Regions from separate parts of the Homo sapiens genome. Here region 1 is linked to region 2. The links are chromatin loops, found by intact Hi-C in ENCODE. Cell type or tissue: right lobe of liver. All regions are shown on one strand.

Region 1 (8,000 bases), 370 kb before region 2:
ATCTCTTTGCAGGGAAGCCATAACTTGGCTTTTTTCATTGTAGGAAGGGACGGAGGCCCAGGCAGCAGGCAGCACCTTGGTCCTGCGTGGAGTCTCTGGGTTGGGCAGGGCAGCTGGGCATGAGGAGTTGCTTCTGAGGTGTGAGGATAGGAGGGGCTGCTGCCTGAGGCCCTCTGCTCACTCCCACCCACTGGGACCTCTTGTCTGGCCCAGGCTCTGGACAGGTGCGCCGCATCGGCTGCAGAGGTGGCCTTGGGCTGCACAAGGCTGGAGCTCACCATTCTGGGCTTCTCTCCCATCCTGGCTCCTGCCACCACCCTCTCTCACTGCCTCAGGGCTCTTCAGTACCTTAAAAAAGTTTGTTTAAAATTTAAAAAAATTATCAACTTTTCTAGATCTTCTCAGTAGGGAGGGTTGGTCTGAAACCACCTCACTTGCTACTTTTTTTTTTTTTTTTTTTTTTGCCAGGGTCTCGCTCTGTCGCCCAGGCTGGAGTGCAATGGGACCTTGGCTCACTGCAGTCTCTGCCTTCCGGGTTCAAGCGATTCTCCTGCCTCAGCCTCCCGAGTAGCTGGGACTACAGGCATGCACCACCACCCCCAGCTAATTTTTGTATTTTTAGTAGAGACAGGGTTTCAGCATTTTGGCCAGGCTGGTCTCAAACTTCTGACCTCAAGTGATCCACCCTCCTCAGCCTCCCAAAGTTTTAGGATTACAGGCGTGAGCCACTGTGCCCAGCCTTACCTGCTACTCTTGCATTATAACAATGGTCATGGTGGCAAAATGTTTCATTGAGTGGCATGGCTGTCCTTATTCTCAACAGTTCCCTACTTAGGGGGCAGTTAGTTTATTTCTTATTTTTTTGACGGGGTGGTCATGATTAATGTTGTTTCAGTAATGTCTTTTCCATATAGGGATTATTTTCTTTGGCTAGATCCTGATAAGTGCCATTTCTGAGTTAACAGGTCTTCACCAAACGTTCCAGTGCGTTCCAGTTTGCACTGCCCTGTGATACAGGGCAGAGGAGGTCCTGTTTTCAAAAGTGGCTTATGCTGTAGCAGGGGGCCCTGAACGTCTGTTTTCTCAGTGGATGGAGGGGAGGGGCCAAGGCAGGCTGGAGACCACCCTTGGGAGTGGAGGCCCCGGCCTCTCCAGCAGCCCCCAGCTGTGTGCTCCCTACAGGTGGTGAGTGGCTGCCTGCGCGGCACAGTGAGTGTGTGGGAGGTCGTGACGGGCAGGAAGACGATGGAGTTTGCTGTGTCTGGGGGCCAGCACGTGGAGATGACCGCCATGGCCCTGGATGAGTCAGAGCGGTGCCTGCTCACAGGTTTGCGGGATGGCACAATGAAGATGTGGAACTACAACATTGGCAAATGCCTGTTGACCTTTCCCAGTCCGGAACAGCTGGAGGTCAGTCTTGCTTGTCAATTACAGCCAGGGACGGCCTCTTGGGAAGCAAAGCACAGCTCCTTTGACCCTGGGATGCACTATTTTTTGTACCTCTCTGAAAGGGTGTTCATCATAGTCAGGTGGCCTGGCTTCAAACCTCCCTGAGCCTCTGTGTCCTCATGCATGAAATGAAGACAGGTAACAGTGCCTGGACTAATGGGTTTCCACTAAGGTTAGCTACTGTTGCTCTTTAAATTTGCTAGCACTTCTCATTCCACATACTGGAGCTTTGGATTGCATTTCTAGCAGTGGGATCAGTTAATTCACAGCCACCCATGGTCACCCCTATTTGGGAAATGCCTGATGGTATTATAGGGCCAGTCCATGGGAGTGGCATAGGGCAAAGCCAGCAGTTCCACCCTAACTTCTGTGACACAGTCCTTTAACCAACTCAGAAAGTGTACTTAGCTGGCCAGGCAGTGGCTCACGCCTGTAATCTCAGCACTTTGGGAGGTCGAGGCAGGGGGATCACCTGAGGCCAGGAGTTCGAGACCAGCCTGGCTAATATGGTGAAACTCCCGTCTCTGCCAAAAATACAAAAAAAATTAGCCAGGCGTGGTGGTGGCTGCCTGTAATCCCAGCTACTCGGGAAGCTGAGGCAGGACAAGCCGGGAGGTGGAGGCTGCAGTGAGCCGAGATCCCGCCATCGCACTCCAGCCTGGGCAGCAAGAGTGAAACTCTGTCAAAAAAAAAAAAAAAGAAGAAGAAGAAAGAAAGTGTACTTAGCCAAGATGCCAGGGGTTGAGTACTGCTCCAGATCCTATCACTCAGTAGTGACTTGACCTTAGCCAGGTCACTTGCCCATTTCCCAGCTATCCTCTCTGTAAAATGGACATGGATGCCTACCCTATCTCACTCCCCTAAGTCCATCAAATGAGGGAATAGGATGTGAGAACATGATGACAAATACATGGTGGTATCACCTGTAGGTGATTTTCGTCATCCAGAGATTTGACTTCTTGCTTGGCACCTTTAGGAAGACATTTAGGGCCCAGAGCCATTTTCTCTGATAAGTTTTCTAGTTCTGTTTTCTTTCATCTTCAACAGATTAGTGGGATTATCCATATGAACAAAGTGTTCTATGTGACAGGATGGAGTAAGAGAATCACTCATTTCCTGTGAGTAGAAAGCATGTATGGTGAGTAGGTTCCAGTAGCTGCGTGTTCTCTCTCCAGATGGGTTCCTCCATTCCTGGCTTTCCTGGTGGTTGGAACACCATGCAGGAAGTTAGTGGTGGTTAATGACTATTGCTTCATCTGCTCATCCATCCATTTATTCATTATTCATTGAGGCTAATATATTCTTGGCCTTTTGCTAGGTGCCTGGGATGGGTATAAACAAGAATATTGGAGTCTTCATCCTCCTGGAGTATCTATTTCAGTGGGGGAATGTCTTAGTCCATTCGGGCTGCTGTAACAGAATATCATAGACTGAGTTGCTTATAAACAACATAAATTTATTTATCAGAGTTCTGGAGATGGGGGAAGTTCCAGACAAGGTGCCAGCAGATTTGGTGCCTGGTGAGGGCCTACTTCCTGATTCATAGACAGCTGTCTTCTTACTGTAAACTTACATGGTGGAAGGGTTAAGAAATCTCTCTGGGGCCTCCTTTATAAGGGCACTAATCCCATTCATGAGGGCTCCATTTTTGTGACCTCATCGCCTCCCAAGGCCCCACCTCCAAATTTCCTCGCCTTAGGGATTACGTTTCAATATATGAATTTTGGGAGCAAAATTCAGTCTATGGCATTCCGTCCCTGACTTCCCAAAATTCATGTCCTTCTCTCATGCAAAATATATTCATTTCATCCCAATAGCCCAAAAGTCTTAACTTGTTCCAGTATCAACTTTAATGTCTAAGTCCAAAATATCATCTAAATATCACCTAAATAAAATATGGGTGAGTCTCAAGCTACAATTCATTCTGAAGCAAATGCCCCTCTAGCTGTGAACCTGTGATGCTAACACGTTATGTACTTCCAAAATAGAATGGTGGGGCAGGCATAGGATAGACACAAGGGAGAGATAGGAAAGAAGAAAGGAGGGACAGGTCCTGAGCAAGTCAAAAATCCATCAGGGCAAATGCTAGTAGACCTTAAATCTCAAAGATAATCCTCTTTGGCTTGCTGCCCTGCCCTTCAGGCCTGCTGGGGTGGCAATTCTGCCCCTGCAGCTTTGCCTGGCAAGTGACTGGAACCCTAAGACTCTGGGCAGCCCTACACCTACAGATTTGGGGAGCCTTGCCCCCATGGTGGCTCTATGCCTGGGCCCTGCCCCTGTGGCACTTCCCTGCATGAGCCCCCTGGCCCTGTGGGGCTGCAATTCCAAGGCTGTGGCTCTGCTGGGAGACCCTGTCCTTTGAAATCTAGGTGGTGGAGGCAGCCATGTCCTCCCAGCTCTGCTGAGTGCAGTCCATGCTGTACCATGGTCCACAGGAGCCACACCTAGAGTGGTCAAGGAGCATGAAGAATGGTGCCTGTGAAGTTAAGCGATGATGGTAGAGTGCTGTGGTCCCATGGGCACTGGTGGCCATTCCCTTGAAACCATTCTGCCCCCAGAGCCCTTGTACTCTGGGCTGGTGATGGGAGGGACAGTCCTGATGATCTCTGAGTTGCCTTCAGGGTCATTCTTTCATTGTCTTGGAGAACAGCACTGGCTTCTGTTGGGTTGGCTGATCCATACTAATCTCATCAAACAGTGCTTGGCTATGTCTTTAATGATTGTATTAGTTTGTTTTCACACTGCTATAAAGAATGCCTGAGACTGGATAATTTATGACAAAAAAGGGTTTAATTGACTCACAGTTGTGCATGGCTAGGAGGGGGCCTCAGGAAACTTACAATCATAGTTAAAGGTGAAGGGGAAGCAAGGCACATCTTACATGGTGGCAGGAGAGAGAGTGCAAGGGAAACTGCCACTTTTAAATCATCAGGTCTTGTGAGAACTCACTCACTATCACGAGAACAGCATGAGGGAAACTGCCCCCATGATCCACTCACCTCCTACCAGGTCCCTCCCTCAACATATGGGGATTACAATTCAAGATGAGGTTTGGGTGGGGACACAGAGCCAAACCATATCAATGTTCTTTCCTGAACAGCCTTTCTCATTCCTTTCTATATGGATAGGATGAATCTTTTAAGTTCTGCTTCCATTTTTTTTTTCTTTAAGACATGGGATCTCACTCTGTCACCCAGGCTGGACTGTAGTCATGCGATTATCGCTCACTGCAGCCTCAGCTCCTAGGCTCAAGAGATCCTCCCACCCCAGCCTCCAGAGTAGCTAGAACTACAGGCACATGCCACCATGCCTTGCTAATTAAAAAAAAAATTTTTTTATAGAGATGGGGTCTTGCTATGTTGCCCAGGCTGGTCTTAAACTCTTGGTTTCAAGCAATCCTCCTGTCTTGGCCTCCCAAAGTACTGGGTTACAGGCATGTACCACTGCTCCTGGATTCTGCTTCCTTTTTGATTAACAGTTTGGTCTTTAAACCATTTGTCTCTTGTTGCATTTTATTATAAGTTGTCAGGAGAAACCAGGAACTCCTTCAATATGTTACATAGAAATTTGCTCAGTCAAATATCCAATTTCTTATCTTGCAAGTTCTACCTGTCTCAAAACACTAGAACACAAATATAATTCAGCAAGTTCTTTGCCATTTTGTAACAAGTATGACCTTTCCTCTAGTTTCCGATAACATGTTTCTCATTTCTTCACCAGAGACTTCACCAGAATGGTCTTTAACATCCATATTTCTACCAAAATTCTGTTCAGGATTACTTAGGTATTCTCTAAGAATATTGAGGCTTTCTCTGCATCTGTCCTCTTTTCTTTCTAGGCCCTCACTGGAATCACCCTTAATGGTCTATGCATAGCAATGCAAGCTTTTTCTAGCATGGACCATCCATCCTCTACCTATTACCTACTTTTTTTTTTTTTTTTTAAGACAGAGTCTTGTTTTATGGCCCAGGCTGGAGTGCAGTGGTGCAGTCTTGGCTCACTGCAGCCTCCGCGTCCCGGGTTCAAGTGATTCTCATGCTTCTGCTTCCCGGGTAGCTGGGATTATAAGTGTGTGCCACCACACCTGGCTAATTTTTTGTATTTTTAGTAGAGACAGGGTTTCATCATGTTGGCCAGGCTGGTCTTGAACTCCTGGCCTCAAGTGATCCACCTGTCTCAGTTCCCAAAGTGCTGGGATTACAGGCATGAGCCACCCTGCCCAGCTGCTGTTACCTAGTTCTAAAGCCACTTCCCACATTTTTAGGTATTTGTTACAATAACACCCCACTCCTGGTACCAGTTTCTGTCTTTGTTCACTCAGGCTGTTATAACAGAATACCATAGAGTAGGTGGCTTATAACAACAGAAAATTATTTCTTATAGTTCTGGAGGAAGTTCTTAGATTAAAGCACTGGCAAATTCAGTGACTGGTGAGGGCCACTTCCTGGTTCATAGATGGCCATTTTCTCACATGGTAGAGAGGACAAGGGATCTCTCTGGGCCTCTTATTTTTGTTTTAGTTTTTTTAAGAGACAGGATCTTGCTCTATTGCCTAGGCTGGAGTGCAGTGGCATAATTACAGCTCACTGCAGCCTTGAACTCCTGGGCTCAAGTGATCCTCCTGCCTCAGCCTCCTGAATAGCTAGGACTACAAGTGTGTGTCACTATGCCTGGCTAATTAAAATTTTTTTTTGTAGAGATGTGGTCTTGCTCTGTTGCCCAAGCTGGTCTTGAACTCCTGGCCTCAAACGATTTTCCTTCCTTGGCCCCTCAAAGTGCTGGGATTATAGGCATGAGCCACCATGCCTAGCCTAGGACCTCTTTTATAAAGGCACTGATTCCATTTATGAGGGTTTTGCCCTTCTGTCCTAATAACCTTCCAAAGGCCACACCTTCAGATACTCTCACATTGAGGATTAGGTTTTAACATAAATTTTTGGAGAATATGAATATTCAGTTTGTATCAAGAAGGCAGGTACTAATCAAATATTAATACTTTCATTTATAATTATAAAGTATATTCAGTGCTGTGAAAAAAAAGTAGGAGTTTCTATGGGGGTTGAATGGGTGGAAACCTGATTTCTTCTTGGGGGCGGTGGTCAGGAAAGGCTCAGTGAGGGTGTTGTGGGTGGAGTGCAATCTGAAGCGTGAGAAGGAAGGGTCTCTGTGAAGTCTTTAGGGTAGGATGAGCATTCCAGGCAGAAGGCACACTATGTTCAAGGTCCCTTTCTTTTTAGGGACCTCTGTAAGGCCACAATGTCCCCCCCCCTTTAAACCTTAATCCTTACCTAGGTGTCTGACTGGGGGTGTATTACACATTGACTATCTGTAAGATTAGTTTATGTAAAGCCCCTACAACAGGGCCTTTGTAGAAAGCATGTAGTAAGCGCTTAGTAAATGAGGTCAATGGGACATGGCTTCAGCCCAGCTCCGACACCTGAGAGTATCCTCCTCTGAGTCGGCTCCCAGAATCCTCAAGGCTCCAGTGCTTCCCCAATGGATGGAGCATTACAGGCTGAGCTCTCAGCCCTCCTGCCTCTGGCCATATGCACAGGTTCCACAAGACCAAGCCAGTGCTCTTGTGCTACCACTGGCAGACCTACCACACGGAGGACATCCTGAGCATGGCCAAGTACCGGAACCAGTTCCTTGGGACCTCCTCCTACAGTGGGGACATCCTCTTCTGGAACACCGGCACACTCAAGCCCATCTTCAACTTCAATGCCTCTAGGAGCCCCTCGCCCTTGCAGCCCAAGAGGGTATGTTAACAGGAGCACACTCTCCTCCCACCCTTCTCTCAGCTGTGAACCAGAATCCTGTGGGGCAGGGAGGGTGGGGAGCACCCTGGGAAGCAGGAGGGATGATGGCGACTTGTTCTGGATGGGGTGGGGAGCTTGGTTAGGTAGGTGGTAGTTTCTGTAATTATCCTCATTGGACAGATGAGAAAATGGAGGCACACGGAGATGAAGCACCTTGCCTAAGGTCACACAGCCAAGAAGGAGTAGACCCAAACCCAGGCAGTCTGACTTCAGAGGCTGGCAGTGCTGGTCCTCCATCTTTAGTAGATTACTCGCTCCTTTCCCATTGCTACTACACATTACCACTGTGGGCTCCCCAGCAGGGACTTAGGAAACCCATACAGTCTCCAAATTCCCATATCTCAGCAGATCAAAGCAGGAAGGGACCTTAGGGGCCGCCTCATCCAGGGGTTTTCCAAATGTACTGGAGAGAGATGCTTGGAAGCTACTGCAGGGGGGCTCTGGTAGGTGGGGTTTCCCCCAGAATAGCTCAGCTTTTTATCTGTTTTATGCTTTGGAGCTTCCATTGAGATTAAAGGTAGCCTCAAAAATATTTGGAAACCACTGTCCATTTTACAGATGAGAAGACTTGAGTTCCTCATGGGAGCAGTGTCCTGCCTGTGGGTACTCAGGGCATTGCAGCTGGCCAGGAATGGGGTTAGAAGCTCTGGTCTGATGCCTTTAAGGGGGCTAGGTTTCTGGGAAGCAAGCCCTGGGGGGCTGGAGGGCCCTGTGGTGTTGGCATTGATCTGG
Region 2 (8,000 bases):
GAGTAACTGGGTCTACAGGCACGTGCCACCTAAAAACCATGCCCGTCTAATTTTTTTTTTTTTTTTTTTTTAGAGACAGGGTTTCACCATGTTGACCAGGCTGATCTCAAACTCCTGACCTCAGGTAATCCACCAGTATTTGCCTCCCAAAATGCTGGTATTACAGGTGTGAATTTACCACTTGCTGAATTCTCTGATGTTTCAAGCATTTCTCATGACCTTACGAGACCCTCAAAATAGTCCCATTTCACAATGGAGGAAACAGTCTCATAGAGAAGAAGCAATTTTCCCAAGGCTGACAGCTGTCAGTATAGGAGCAGGAATCTGAGCCGTGTCTGTCGGCCTCCACAGGCTTCCTCCTGCACTCCTGCGCTTCTTCCCAGACAGGGCACAATTAGGTTTTCAGGAGGGTGAAGGAGGTACTCCAGAAAGAGGACACGGCACAAAAAGGCCTGGGAGCTGAAGAGAGGTGGAGCCAAGGCCAAGAGACGCCAGCAACCTGAGGAGGGGCCACGCGGTACTGAGGGCAGGTGTGGAGTCTGGGGACCATGGGCCTGCAGAGATGCAGCCAGCTTTGCTGTCCCAGCACGTGGCAGGAAGCAGGAGCTGATGCGGCCCCAGGTCTTGGCATTGGGCCCGAGCACCGCACAGAGGGTCATTGTCCATGGGCAGTGGGCATGGCCAGCTGGGAAGCCAAGCAGGGGCATTTGCCTCTCTGGAGATGTGCCCAAGGGATCGGCAGGGTCCTCCCAAGAGCTCTCTCAAAACACCTCACCTTTAGGTATTCAGGGCTTTTGGTGTGTTTGCAAACATGGCAGGACAGCAAACGCTCTTCACCTTGTTCTTCTTGTCAAAAAGCAGGAGGAAGAGACCAGCCAGGGCCTGGCCACGTACTTTGTGACCTCAGAACACTTACTGCCCCTGACTTGTCTGCTGCAGATGGAGACAGGATTCAACAATGGCCATCCCAGCTCTAAACCACAATTCCATTCTTCTAGACAAAAACTGGGTAGCAAGGATAATTCCCCAGATGACATCAAAAGGCCATGTTGGTGTCACCACCACCTCCAGTGCTAAATTGAAGTCTCAGGGGAAGGACAGTGTGGCGGTTAAGAGGGTCCGGTCTGGACTGATGATCGGGTTCAGGTCCCAAAGCTGGAATCCCTGGTCATGTGACCTTGAGCAAGTCACTCGCCTCTCTGAGCCTCAGGTGCCCTCTGTAACATTAACGCTGCTGATGCCCACCTCTGGGTGACTGTGCAGGCTGCGTGAGCCAAGACCTGGGCCCAGGTGGTGGATGACAGCGTCCTGCTGGGCTCTGACATTTGTCCTTTAGGTTCATGGTCATCCCTCCTTATTCTTTTGGTCCACAAGTGCTCATGGAGATTCCTAAAGATGCAGACAAGGTAGAGCAGATTTTAATTGCTGCGGAATGAATGAATGAATGAAATGAAAGCCCATGCTAAGCACTGTGTAGGCATGCACTTCAACTCATGCTCTTAACAACCTATGAGGAGGAGCTACTATTATCCCCATGCTATAGATGAGGTCATTGGGGCCCAGAGAGGTGAAGTACCTTGCCCAAGGGCACACAGCAAAGCAGTGGCAAAAATAGGATTCAAATCTATTCTCCTGGGTGAATTAATTGATGGAGATGTGTATCTTTGATGTATTTAGGAATAAGGGGTGGGTAAGGCTACTCCTTCCTTTTCCCAAATTGATTATCTGGATTAAACAATTGTTGTAATCCCTCTACAAAGGCTCATCCTATTATAAGCAATAATAATATTAATGGCAACGGCCACTCACATTTATGGAGTGCTTATTCTGCTATATGCACTGTGCTTCTCTCAGCCTGGACCTTCCTTTCTCCAAACCTCAGGAAGCTGGAGTCCCAAGGCTGCCTCCGGGCGGGGCTGTGGTTCAGCAGAAGCCACAAATATTTACCTTGGAGACCTCGGCCTGGTCTGAGGCCTCTGCCTAAAGACAAAGCCTGTGCTGGGGTGTGCAGGATATAAGGTTGGACTTCCAGACCCACTGCCCGGGAGAGGAGAGGAGCGGGCCGAGGACTCCAGCGTGCCCAGGTAAAAGTAGGGAAGGGGCTGAAAGCCAAGGTTGCCAGGAAGGTTCTGAGCTAGAGATACCTGTTGGGGTCAGGTCAGGAGCACAGGGGAGGCTCGCCCTCAGGGAAGGGCCCTCGGTGAGTCAGGATCCGCTGAGGGTCAGGGCCAGGTGTAGAGAGATGCCCAGCTCCCTCGCCCAGAGGACCAAAGGGCAGTGACGAAGGGATGGGGCTGGCTGAGTGTTTTCCTGACCTCTTCCTAGTGACATAAACCCACTCTGCACATACCAGTTGCTCTGTCCCAGCTGTGCTGCGGTGGTGCTGGGACAAAAGAAGCATGAGACGCAGACTCTGTCCCTCAAAGAACTCCCAGTGCAGGACAATGTGGTGCCCAAGGAAGACCCAGGGACATGGGAGTGGAGGACAGTCAAAGAAGGGATCCTGGAAGAGGTGATGTGTTGGTTGCAAAGCCGAGTAGAAGGCGATTGGGCAAAGGAGGAGAGAAAGATATTCCACGAAGGGGAACTAGCAGAAGCAAAGGCTGGGAGAGGAGGTGCCATATGACAGGGGCGTGTGTGGTGCCTGGATCTGGGGGAGGAGAGTCTTTTCCACAGGAGGGAAACAGGGATGCTACCATCCTCGTGGGTCCCTGGGTTTCTCTGATCCAAAGAGGACTGAGCAGTGTGTACAGATAATGCAGGACAGACAGAGTCAAGGTATTTGCAAGGAAAATATGGAGTGGGGCCACAGGGGTGCCTGGATGCCGGGGTTCAGCTCTGTCTTCTGGCTTTGGCTGCAAGGTGTCTCCTTCTGACTCCAATATTAGTAATAATACCTGTCATAATTATCGTGGAAGCTACCATCTACTGAACGCTTGGCCATGCCAGGCCACAAATAGATTGTCTCATTTAATCTTCCCAAAAAGCCTATGACATAAGTACTATAATTATTCCCCATTTTATAGATGAGTAAATGGAGGCTCAGAAAGGGTAAGTCACTTGTCAAAGATCACAGAGCAAGTGGTAGAGGCAGGCCTCCAACTAGGGTTCATCTGGCTGCCAAGCCAATAATATTTTCCCCTCCACCTTCAGGCCTCCTAACACTAACCTTTTCAGCTTAGCAGGCTCAGATTTCCAATTCTTTCGGGGCTTCCAGAGGCTATGCAATTATTCAGCAGCCATTTATTAAGCACCTGGTCTATGCCAACCACTATACTGGATGCCAGGGACACAGCAGGGAGCAGGCAGACCCAGCCCTCCCTCCCAGAGCTCACAGCTTGGTCAGGGAAGCAGAGGCTGAATCATTATTGCAAGGGTCTCAGAAGAGCTCACACTGCTCCAGGGCACAGGAGACACATGTCATCCGGATGCCACATTTGTCTTTGGCAAAAAGAAATCCACATGCTGAACCAAGCGAGGGGCTCAGATCTCTGCAGCGTCTCCCCTCCCTCCAAGCAGGACAGTCCACAGGGGCAGGAGCTTCCATGGGGGGCTGGCAGACAGAGCCAGGGTGCAAGCTGGAGAGCTCAGGACTGGACTACAGATGTTGATGCCACACCCCTGTGGAGGGAGGGGACAGAGCAGCCAAGGGGCCAGAATACCCCCAAGCTCCTCTCCCTGGCATGAGCCACAGGGCCCTTTCTCTCTCTCTCTTTCTCTCTCTCTCTCTCTGCCCTTCTTTTCCTGGCTCCAAGAAGCCATTCAGTCCCTCCCCAGCCCCCTTAGTATTGCAGATTAAGCAAAGAGCTTTTTCACAACTTTGAGTCCTACCTGGCTCCTCATTTCCTTCCTGCCTCCAACCTTCATGTCTTGGGCCCCAGGACAACATTTCTCCAAGTGTGGTCCAGGTTCCCTGTCTGCAGGACAGGGGAAGCTTTATAGGGAAAGTGACAAATCTTGGCAGGGTTTTAAAGGATGAATAGGAGTTCATCAGGGAGATATGGGAGGAGAAAAGCATTCCAGGAAGCAAGGAAGAGCAAGAGCAAAGGCACGGACACAGGAGAGAACACAGTATGTTCTGAGACCTTCCAACTGCTTGGAACTTGCTAGAACAAGGGGAGAGAAAGCAGGAGGTGAGGTCAGCAGACGGTGAACCATAGAGGGTTTTAAGTGTCAGACTGAGGGGTGGGAGACACGGGAAGCAGAAGTTCTTTGTTCTGAGCATTGTTGCTGGATTTTCTGTAAGAAAATAGCTAATACAGGCTGGGCGCGGTGGCTCACGCCTGTAATCCCAGCACTTTGGGAGGCCGAGGTGGGCAGATCACGAGGTCAGGAGATCGAGACCATCCTGGCTAACACGGTGAAACCCCGTCTCTACTAAAAATACAAAAAAAAAAATTAGCCTGGCGCGGTGGTGGGTGTCTGTAGTCCCAACTACTCAGGAGGCTGAGGCAGGAGAATGGTGTGAACTCAGGAGGTGGAGCTTGCAGTGAGCCGAGATGGCACCACTGCACTCCAGCCTGGGTGACAGAGCGAGACTCTGTCTCAAAAAAAAAAAAAAAGAAAGAAAATAGCTAATACATTCCAAGTGCTTACCATGTGAAAGACACCGTGCTAAATGCTTTCCAGATATTAACTCACTTAATCCCTCAACTCTGGGAAGCTGGGGTCATTATCCCCATTTGTCTGATAAGAAAACTGAGGCACAAAGAGGTTACGTTGATTGCCTAAGGCTACACAGCTAGCCCAGGCAGTTAAACACTGCACTCAACAGCCTCTCCTGGACACCGTGCCCCAGGTCACCGGGCATCATGGGCCTGCCCTTGGCCCCTCTGCCTCAGGTCCCTCTGTGCTCACCCCAGGTCTGGCATCCTGCACTTGCTGCCCTCTGACACCTGGGAAGATGGCCGGCCCGTGGACCTTCACCCTTCTCTGTGGTTTGCTGGCAGCCACCTTGATCCAAGCCACCCTCAGTCCCACTGCAGTTCTCATCCTCGGCCCAAAAGTCATCAAAGAAAGTAAGTTTTGTCCCTCCGGAGCTGGCTGCCATAAGACAAGGGGGTAGGTGGAGCAGCTTCCCAAAGGAGGGAGAGAGTTCCTCATCACGGGGGATGTGCATGGCTGAGATCCCAGAACGTGGGTGAACATGAGTGGGAGGTTGTAAAGGTCTGGAGAGTCTGTGATCTCAAGAGTCCACGATTCCAAGAACCCCTTCTTAAATTCCACAGTTCCAAAGACCCTGAGTTTCCACAGCCTGCAGAAGGGGCATGCAGCCACTGCATGCAGTGATGCAGCTGCCTCTCCCACTGCCTTCACCTGAAATCCCATCGTCAGAGCACCCCGTCTTAGTTAGACCCAGTGTGCTCCTCCTCCCCAGAGCAGAGACCCTTGACTGCAAGTGTGGCAGCCTGGGTCCCAGGCACAGTGTATCACTTTCCAGCTCTGGGGCACTGGGCCAGTCCCTGAGCCTCAGCTTCCACCTTGGGACACAAATAAGAGGGCCTTCCTCACTGGGTGGTTGGAATTGACTAGAGCTTTATGAATGCTATGACCATGGTTTCAACCTCAGCACTTCTGATGTTGTGGACCAAACAACTATTTATTATGGGGGGTGTCCTGGGCACTTTAGGATGTTTAACAGCATCCCTAACCCAACTGTGACAACCAAAAAGGTCTCCAGACATTGACAAATATCTCTTAGGGGACAAAATCATCTCAGTGGAGAACGACTACTCTAAAGTCTCATCCCCTTAGAGGGGACTCACCTGTCAGCTCTGGAGGCCACTTGAGCACTTAGAGGACCAGACCTCTGCATTCAGGGGGACTAGGGGCCTGGGTCATGGCCAGAGGGGCAGGGGCAGGTCCTGTGGGACCAACAGGCTCTGTAGCCAGCGGATGGATTCCCAAGTAAGGACGGGAAGCAGAGGGCTCTGAGAGGTTGGAGGGAGGCAGAGGTGGCCTGGATCCACACTGTGAAGCTCAAGCATGTGGAATTTCAGCCAGAAGGAGCTTAGAGATGAACAACCATGCTTTAGGCTCTCCTATAAGGAGTTGTGTACAAGTGGTTGGTTTTGAAGGTGACCCCAGAAACACCTACAGGAGTGTGGGGAGGCAAGGCAGGGAAGGAAAGGCATCCCATGAGGGGTGCATGTCCAAGCCAGTTACCACTGTGGCGACTGAAGCTCAGTCCTGCCTAGCAACTGCATCTATTAGGGCCATTCAGGAGACAGAAACCACACAGTAAATGCCAACAGGTAAGTTTAATGTAAAGAAGTATTACCAGGGGATTGGAAGAATGAGGAATTGGCTAAGAGGGAAAACAGACAGAGCTCTAAAGGATAACCTAGGGATGGAGGGGGTAGCCAAGGACAGAGCAAGTTCAGAGGTAGAGAATCCTCCCCAGCCCTCTTTGTAGAGGGTGTGGTTGAAGCCCACTGTGTGGTGGAGAAGTTTGCTGGCTTGTCCCAGGCCAGAGCTGGTCCACAGTTGGCAATCTGACGCTAGTGGGTGGAGAACTACCTGCCAGGGGGCCAATAAAATTCTCTGGGAAGCTGCCCCTGGAGGAAGGGGGCTGCTGTTAACTCACGGGGAAGCTGTCTCTGGGGAACTGCCTAGAAGCTAGCCAGGGTGCCTGCAGAACTCACTCAGCAAAAGCCACTGGGCAGTGACACCATAGGAACCTGGAAAGAGAAGCACACCAGAGCCATGAAGGGAATCCCCCCCATGCCCCTCCAGAGTCTCCACTGAAAGGGCTTAACACTGTGCCAAATGGCAAAAAAGAAATATTCACTGGGCCCAGTTCCATTACCACAGAGCAGGCAAAGTGGGTGGATTTGCAGCTGAGAGGCTATAACCCAGGAGCTCTGATACACAATGAGGGACACACATCTGAGCCATCCTGCCTGAGGGGTGAGGGAGCTGGGATATTGATACACCAACTCTCACCAATCACTGGCTGAAGTCTGCTCCTGGGGCATCAGCTCTCCAGCACTTCTGACCTGCTCTGCACATGAGCCAGATGGGCTCTAGCTGCTCACAAAAAGCCAGCTGGGACAAGAACCCAGGGCTCTTGACACTTATGCCTCTGTCCTGGCTCCTTCTTCCTCTGCTCAGCACTTGAGGCTTTTTGGACAACACATCCATAGGATATGGATGCCAGACAATTGTTAACAAGTGTGCTTTGGCAGCAAAACAGCCCCAAACAGAGTTTTGAGGGTTCCCTGCCTGTTGGCCCTAGAAATGCTTGCAACTGGCTCAGGGGATGAGTGCAGGTCCAGGTGCTGAGTGCAGTGGCCGACACTCCCCACAGAGGCTGGCAATGCTCAGGGGTGTGAATGGTCCCAGCCTCGCTCCTGATGTGAAAACGACCCATCTGGGCTACTGTCCTCAAGGCTACATCTACACAGTGGGGACTGGCAGGCTGGTCCTGACCTCCACCACAGTAGAGATGGCTACACCCTCGCCTTACCTCAGGGAGCCTCGAGTGATACCCCTCCCCAGCCTGGAGCTCCCACCAAGCCTTCCTTCTTGCCCCTCCTCCTGGGCCCTAATCCCTGGGGTCTGCCTCCAGAGCTGACACAGGAGCTGAAGGACCACAACGCCACCAGCATCCTGCAGCAGCTGCCGCTGCTCAGTGCCATGCGGGAAAAGCCAGCCGGAGGCATCCCTGTGCTGGGCAGCCTGGTGAACACCGTCCTGAAGCACATCATCTGGTGAGTGGAGCAGGACCACACCAGGAGCTAGCCCCTTCCCACACCTTTGCCCGGGACACGCTCTGCATGCTCAGTCAACCAGTCTGCAAGCATCGACTTGTGTCAGATCACAAAGAGTGGATCAAACAAAGCCCCTCCGTCAAGAAGCTCCCAGAATAGTTAACAAGAACCATAAGACAGTGACACAGGAACCCTAATACAACAACCCCAGAGCAAGGCCAGGGACGGTGGCTCAAGCCTGTAATCCCAGCACTTTGGGAGGCCAAGGTGGGTGGATCACCTGAGGTT

The links. Peaks named below come from ENCODE experiments on the same cell type or tissue, not always from the same donor. Only the 100,000 strongest peaks of a DNase experiment are listed, where the experiment ranks them.
Region 1: a loop joins it to region 2, with 2.2 times the contacts of the local background. A loop is called at or near these places in 85 of 110 quality-filtered maps.

Annotation. Positions count from the first base shown.
Region 1 is chr20:32,910,298-32,918,297 of GRCh38, forward strand. It overlaps EFCAB8 (EF-hand calcium binding domain 8), which reads left to right. Exons shown (of 27, transcript NM_001143967.2): 16 at 1,183-1,410; 17 at 2,497-2,567; 18 at 7,004-7,208. Among named protein-coding and RNA genes, the nearest start is that of EFCAB8, 55 kb to the left of the region's middle. RefSeq lists an enhancer at 7,680-8,000. In right lobe of liver, no CTCF peak of the experiment used is centred here; no DNase peak of the experiment used is centred here.
Region 2 is chr20:33,281,171-33,289,170 of GRCh38, forward strand. It overlaps BPIFB1 (BPI fold containing family B member 1), which reads left to right and starts at 2,044. Exons shown (of 16, transcript NM_033197.3): 1 at 2,044-2,084; 2 at 4,863-5,018; 3 at 7,571-7,712. The coding sequence starts at 4,904. RefSeq lists enhancers at 116-616, 617-1,117. In right lobe of liver, no CTCF peak of the experiment used is centred here; no DNase peak of the experiment used is centred here.